Regions from separate parts of the Mus musculus genome. Here region 2 is linked to region 1. The links are chromatin contacts, found by Hi-C or POLR2A ChIA-PET in ENCODE. All regions are on one chromosome and are shown on one strand. The core of a region is the stretch at or near the end of the contact, and the rest is flanking DNA. Distances in the headings are between cores, read along the strand shown.

Region 1 (3,316 bases), core at 31-2,530:
TTTGTTCTACCTCTGAGGACAGAGAGCAGTTTCCCCTTATGCCAGCAGAGCATTTGCTGGAATGGTGGGGGTTGATCTGCATCTGTGGTCATCTGCCAACGAAATCTCCACTCTGTGTGTGATTTTTTTGAAAACAGCTTATGTAATTAAAGGTTTAATTTTCTAATATAACATTCAAACGTGTGTTTATGGGTGGAGGAGTAAAATTGCTCTGAGGGAAGAGGGAAGGTTTTGTGGCTGGTTCATCTTTGGATCTCTTCCATCGCCACACCCAAGCCCCCAGACCACTGACTGGAAATCATTGCTGTGGGGAACACCCTAGGACTCGCTTCTGAGAACGTGCCTGTTTCCAGAGCAGGAAGATAGATCAGGAAGATAGATCTCTTACTGGTCTGGAACTAGCTAAGGAGACTAGGCTGGCTGGCCAGTGAACCCCAGGGATCCATCTGTATCTGCTTCCAGTGAGATAACAAACTTCCACAATGGTCAACTTGACAGTATTATTATTATTATTATTATTATTATTTATTCACGCGCTAGCTATCTTCAGCTTCCCTTTTCATAAACTCACTGAAATTCTGCTGGGCCTGAAGACCTGTACTACCAGGAAAGATTTAGCTTCATTTATGTATTTGTGAGAGAATGCCAGCTATGTATGGTATGTGCAACGGAGGTCAGAAGCGGGCATGGCATCCTATGTAATGAGAGGCGGTAGGTATGTGGGTGCCAGAAACAGGACTCGGGGCCTCTGCAGGAGCAGCCTCCCGAATGCTGGGATTAAAGGCGTGTGCCACCACCGCCCGGTCCCGCTTTGTATCTTAAACCGAGACAAAAGTGTCTTGAGTCCCTATACGGGGGCAGGTGCGCAAACACAGCTTTGGGGGAGGGAGGCAGCGGCTCAGCGATGGGCACAGCAATTGCTACTGTGAATGTCAAGGTTCCTTCGCCATCGCGGGTTTCTTCCCACGTGAACTTGGACGCAGCCCGGGCCAGCCATGTCCTCCAACTGGAGCTGCCCGACCAAGGGTTTGACACAAACAGTGGCTCTGAGTGGAGGGACTAGAAAGGGCCCAGTCCCGACCTTGTTTCTCCTCAACAGCCCGCCGGTAACCGGATGGCGTCCGCACCCCTCATTTCCGCCCTCGATGGAAGCGCACTGCGCAGGCGTTTAAAGCCTGTGCAGACCATTTGTCCCTCCAGGGTTGCCGTCCAGGCAGTAACCCAGTACACACGTTTCCTGGAGGGCGTGGAGGGGCGGGGTCGGGCTGGGCTGTCAGGTCTTAAAGGGGCCGCGGCGCTGGTCGCGGGAGGCGGTGCCTGGAGTCAGCGCTGGAGCTTCCGCAGGTTCGGCCGGTAGAATGAAGGGCTTAGTGAGCTCGGAAGGGCCAATGCTTGGTGGGGAGCGAGGAGGTTCCAAGAGGGTCGGTTCGTGTTCGGAACAGGGCCAGGCTCACCCCTTCTGCTCGCGTTTTCCGCAACCGTAGCGGGGGCCACCCGAGCCCATTCATTCGGGGCTCGGCTCCCCGCTCCTGCTCCCAGCCCAGACCCGAAGTCCAGAGCTAAGCTCCGCCTCGCCCAGGCTGCTGAGACCCAGCATCCGCTCTCCTGCCTTGTACAGACAGGGAAAACTGAGGAGGGGACCGCTGACCAAGGTCATCCCCTAGTCCGGAGCGGAGCGACCTCAGAGCAGCCTTTCTGCCACCAGAGTCCCCTCAGCGACCGCCTCCCCGCGTCTTCGCGCAATGCGGGAGCTGCAGGGAGTCGCGGGGCATAGTCTCGGGGATCCCCCTTAGTCAGTTCTTATTGCTGTGTGACCCCAGGCCGACTGCCTCTGGGCTCAGACCCTAGTACCCAGGGCTGGTAGAAACACCTGCCACATCCAGATGTTGGGAAAATAACGCACAAGTGCGGGGTAGTGATTCTGGGTCGCACTGGACGCCCCGTCCAGTGGGCTGCAGCAGAATAACCCCAGCAGAAACTTGAGGCAGCTCGGAGAAAGACGGCAGCGAGCCAGGTCGTGAAAATGAAAGGCCTCACTGTGTGGACTGCCTCTCTGTCCGCCCAGCAGTTTGCTCAGGGTGGGGATGCACACCTGGCAGCGGAGAGCGAGCCAAATCCACGTCGACACCGGCTCACTTGGTGCTGCCCTCCTTGGGCGGGATCTGTGGCTCCAAGTCAGCTGGGCCAAAGCTGAGCTATTGGCTGCCCCAGGGTGGGGTGAAGCCCTACCCACTCCAGGGCTGTTGGCACTGCAGCCTCTGAGCTGGGCACAGCCTTCCTGGCTAAGGACCCCACCCTTGAGGCCATTTGGCGTTCTTACTGCTTCCTCCCAACTGACCTTCCAGGGGAAGGGTTGTTGGAGCACTAGATGTTAGTCATCAAACCCAGGAACCTTTTGCTCCGGGGAAAAGGTGTCAGTTTACAGGGACAGGTCCCTTTTTCTGTATCCTAGCCTCCCATTCTTAAGCGATGTTCTTCTGCCCGAGACTGTCCATACTCCAGACATGGAGGCAGGAAGGGTGGGTCTTCAAAAGGCCCATCTTCCCACCCTCTGTCAACAGGAACTAGACAGCATGGTGTGTCTGATGTCCTACATATGCAGGTGGCAGACCTTTAAACTGCTTCATTGGGCCCTCCTAATACATGGGGTGTGTACAATAATTAGTTCTAGAGGTGAAAACTGTGCCCTAGAGAGAGTTCAAAACGTCAGCCCCTACAGCCAGAAACTGGTAGTTAGCTAGTTAGACCCAGGGCTGATTCTGGAACCTCTCCTTAAACTAGGGCTCACCCCTACATCCTCCAAGATGAAGGTAGGGGTCGAGCATCCAGTTGGAGTGAGGCCCTGAGCAGGAAGCCTCGGCCACCTCTGAAACTCTGTCTTCTAAGCAGGCGCCATGGAAAAGGTGCTGGTCACAGGTGGGGCTGGCTACATCGGCAGCCACACGGTATTGGAGCTGCTGGAGGCAGGCTACTCACCTGTGGTCATTGACAACTTCCATAACGCCATTCGTGGTGAGTGAAGCTGGGTACGAATCAGTGAACAGTTTCTAGAGGGGTTGGGTACAGGACCCCATTCTCTAATATTGAACACCGTGTGCCCCACCACCACCACCACCACCAGGAGAAGACTCCATGCCTGAGAGCCTGCGCCGGGTCCAGGAGTTGACAGGCCGCTCTGTGGAGTTTGAGGAGATGGACATCTTGGACCAGGCAGCCCTACAGCACCTCTTTAAGAAGGTATGTACTGGGGCTGGAGAGATGGCTCAGCGGGTAAGAGCACTGACTGCTCTTCTGAAGGTCCTGAGTTCAAATCTCA
Region 2 (3,692 bases), core at 36-2,535, 43 kb before region 1:
CCATATGGACCATGTGACTTCTGGCTCCCATACTTCCTGAAGTTATGGGCACACACCATATACCATTGGGCGTGTGCTGACTGTAGAGGAATTGGGTGACTGGCCATATGAGTTTTAGAGATTTTCCCAGGGCAAGAGGGTTCTCTTGGCTCTCAATTTTTCTGGTCCCTCATGCCTCAGTGGTCCCCTGTGTGTGGGTCAGGCATGCTTGTTTAGCGGTGCCAGACTGAAGCTCCGGCCTTCCGGTGTACCAAGCAAGTGTTGTACTCCTGAGTCAGGTTTTCTTCAGTTAGATGCTAACTAAGCTCTCTGAGAGACCCTCAAAGTTTTTGAGGTGTAGCTCAGTCAGTAGAGTGCTGCATCTGCAAGAGCAAATCTCTGGGTTCAAAGGTCAGTACTACCTAAAACCAGGAATGGCAGTGCCATCCCCTACCTGTAATCCCAGCACTCCTGAGGTACAAGCAGGAAGATCAGGAATGCAAAGTTACTGTAGCTGTAAGTTCGAAGCCAGCCTGAGCTAGTTGAGACCCCCTTACCTCAAAATAAATTTAAGTTACAATTCTAAATTAAATTAAAATGTCTAGGGCTGGAGAGATGGCTTAGTGGTTAAGAGCACAGACTGCTTTTCCAGAGGTCCTGAGTTCAATTCCCAGCAACCACATGGTGGCTCACAACCATCTGTAATGGAATCTGATGCCCTCTTCTGGTATGTTTGAAGAGAGCGATGGTGTACTCATATACATAAAATAAGTAAATAAATCTTTTTTTAAAAAAATGTTTAAGTTCCTCGGAGTTCTTGTTAAGTTCAACGGACAAAAGATAGACTAAAATAACCACGTCTGCCCTTAATCTTTCAGCAGCCATTTCTCTCCCTCCGCATAAAGCTCCTTCTAACCTTGTTATTTCTCAATCTCTTCGGCAACTCTCCAATCTGCTAAACTCCACCTGCTGGCTGGAGGTATAGCACAGAGAACCCGCGGCTCCTAAATAGTCACTAAATAAAACGACCTGGCTTCAGCCTTCCCCTGAAGATTGGTGCAACAACGTGGACTTCTCCCAGTTTTCCCCACACCTTGGGTCTTTCTCACTTGCGGGGAATCCGGCAATTAAATCCTTAGGCGAGTCTACGGAATTTAAATTCAATAGAGCAGAACCAGCAACGCCGCCTTAAGTCTTTCTCCCTTCCAATGCCAGAGGGCGCTCCAGAGCCGCAAGCCTGACCCCACCCCCTCTCCTTCCAAGCCAATCGTTACTCTGAGAGGCGGGGCTACTCGCCGGCGCTTGCGTGTTAAGAGGGGGGCGGTGCGGGCCCGGAAGCAAGGATGTAGGAGCTGAACTTGAGTGGTGGGCTGTGGACTCTGGGATGCTGCTGCTGCTGCTGCTGCTGCTAGTGGCTGCGGCCCAGGCAGTGGCCCTGGCTCCGCGCCGCTTCACTCCGGACTGGCAGAGCTTGGACTCGCGGCCACTGCCGAGCTGGTTCGATGAGGCCAAGTTCGGGGTGTTCGTGCACTGGGGGGTGTTCTCGGTGCCCGCCTGGGGCAGTGAATGGTTCTGGTGGCACTGGCAGGGCGATCGGATGCCGGCCTACCAGCGCTTCATGACAGAAAACTACCCGCCCGGCTTCAGCTACGCCGACTTCGCACCGCAGTTCACAGCGCGCTTCTTCCACCCGGATCAGTGGGCCGAACTCTTTCAGGCTGCCGGGGCCAAGTGAGTGCGGGACGGGCGCGAGGCGGGAGCAGGCAGGCCATAGCCGGCGCTGCCTGACCTCGGAAGGTCCAGGACCCTACGTTCTGCATCTCGGAGGAAGGACGCTAAAGACGAGAATCCAGCTGAGGATCAGTTAAAAAAATAAATAAATAAAATAAAATAAAATAAAATTAAGGCGGGAAAGCACTGGGTGGTACACCTGTGCGGAGAGAGACTAGAATCAGGCTACATCGGTGTCTCGTTTGAAAGGTCCAGAACACAGCCCAGATTCCCGTCGGTGGCCCTGAGTTGTAGATCTGACCAGTCCCCTTAGGCTACGGGTAGCGTCCGTCCGTGGAAGCTTATAAAAAAGCGCCGCCTGACTTCCTTGTAGCCCTGTGCCTCTAAAGGAAGAAGGAAGGATGGAAGTTTGGGGTTGCTCTTTGTTGGGGTCTCCCTCACTTCTCACTTGCTTATAGTAGAACTCAGAGGAGGAAGGGGGTTGTTTGGGCAAAGCCCTGCAGAGGAAGTGCGTTTTGAGAGCCCTCTAAGCCAGAGAAAATATTGGCTGACTTTGGACGCGGGATTTGGCCACTGTGAGGGCAGCCTCCCGCTCCTGGCTTAGTGTAGTCCTCCGCTCTCTTCATTGATTTTCTGCCAAACTCCGACTTTTTATTCCCTCGGGACGTTAGGTTTTCTCCCCCGAAGGGAAAGGCTGTGTATAGCTGGCACTTAGTATTTTCGCCAAGTAAAAGGCCTGAGGGAACAGAAATCTGTCATCTTGCCATCTTGAGAGCCGTAATTTACAAAGTTGAACTCCAGCCTTTTTCCAGACTTCCTGTTTAATGGACGAGGTAACTAGCCCAGAGAGAGGAAGGAGAGGAAGGAGCCTGGTGTCCTAGACTGCAGGTCTATGATCTGGAAGTGAAAGCTCCAGAAAGCTCATGGGACAGGTGTGCCCAGGCTCTGCAAGCCATACCCAGAGGGCGTGGTTATTTGCTTGTTGAGTGGGAAGGGATTTTATATTTCAGAAGGACTTTTTGAAAGGGGAAAGAGATGTATTGCAGGAAGGACTGATGAAGTTCAGGGGCCCCTACACCAGCTAGTGGTAAAATCTCATGTAACATGCTATCTTTTCCTATAAAAGTAAGTGATATATTGAATGGACTGATTATCTCAACACATTTTTTTTTTCAGTCCTAGATATTTGAGCCTTTGTCACCTTAAATGACAGGCAGTTTCACAATCTTGGTTAAGAAAACAAGCAGATGGGGGCTGGAGAAATGGCTCAGCGGTTAAGAGCACTGACTGTTCTTCCAAAGGTCCTGAGTTCAATTCCCAGCAACCACATGGTGGCTCACAACAACCATCTGTAATGGGATTTGATGCCCTCTTTCTGGTGTGTCTGAAGACAGCTATGATGTACTCATACATATAAGTAATATAAATAAACAAATATTAAAAAAAAAAGAAAACGAGCAGGTGCTTGTGTCTGCTTTTTGCTCTTGCCAATAGATTGGGGCACAGGGTTGACACAGGTTCATCACTTATTTCCAGAAGGGTTGAACCTGAGAGCTAAGTAGCACAGCATTTCTTCTGCCAGCCTCCCCTCTGCCTCTGAACCTCCAGTGCCTCCATCCATTCTTGAGTCATACCTGCACAGGGATAATTATCACTATAGAAACATCATCACGGTTGTCATGGTGACTCATCCCAAGGGCCTATCCTTTTCATCAAGACCTGCCCGACTTGTTAAAATTCTCAGACATGCCTGGCAAGGCCATGGTTGTGGACATCGCCCAACTCCTTTGTTCTCGTTTGGTTTTGATGCCTGCAGGTACGTCGTCCTGACCACAAAGCATCATGAAGGCTTCACAAACTGGCCAAGCCCTGTGTCTTGGAACTGGAACTCGAAGGACGTGGGGCCCCACCGTGATTTGGTCGGTGAGTTGGGAGCAGCTGTGCGGAAGAGGTGGGTGTCTGTGGACAGCCAGCGACTCCAC

Evidence for each region. A loop is a pair of places that touch in the nucleus more often than their neighbours do. ChIA-PET counts read pairs that join two places held with the same protein, here RNA polymerase II (POLR2A).
Region 2: a loop to region 1 is called in a map of heart, with 4 times the contacts of the local background. The contact joins the promoter of Fuca1 here to the promoter of Gale in region 1. A Hi-C loop is called at or near these places in 1 of 37 maps with a recorded cell type or tissue (heart). POLR2A ChIA-PET finds 5 or more read pairs at or near these places in 1 of 5 experiments (Patski).

The regions. Positions count from the first base shown.
Region 1 is chr4:135,962,445-135,965,760 of GRCm38, forward strand. It overlaps Gale (galactose-4-epimerase, UDP), which reads left to right and starts at 1,281. Exons shown (of 11, transcript NM_001356493.1): 1 at 1,281-1,344; 2 at 2,890-3,012; 3 at 3,122-3,237. The coding sequence starts at 2,895. It overlaps Hmgcl (3-hydroxy-3-methylglutaryl-Coenzyme A lyase), which reads left to right. Exons shown (of 9, transcript NM_008254.3): 9 at 1-224.
Region 2 is chr4:135,919,441-135,923,132 of GRCm38, forward strand. It overlaps Fuca1 (fucosidase, alpha-L- 1, tissue), which reads left to right and starts at 1,286. Exons shown (of 8, transcript NM_024243.4): 1 at 1,286-1,710; 2 at 3,527-3,661. The coding sequence starts at 1,364. It overlaps Cnr2 (cannabinoid receptor 2 (macrophage)), which reads left to right. Exons shown (of 2, transcript NM_009924.4): 2 at 1-779.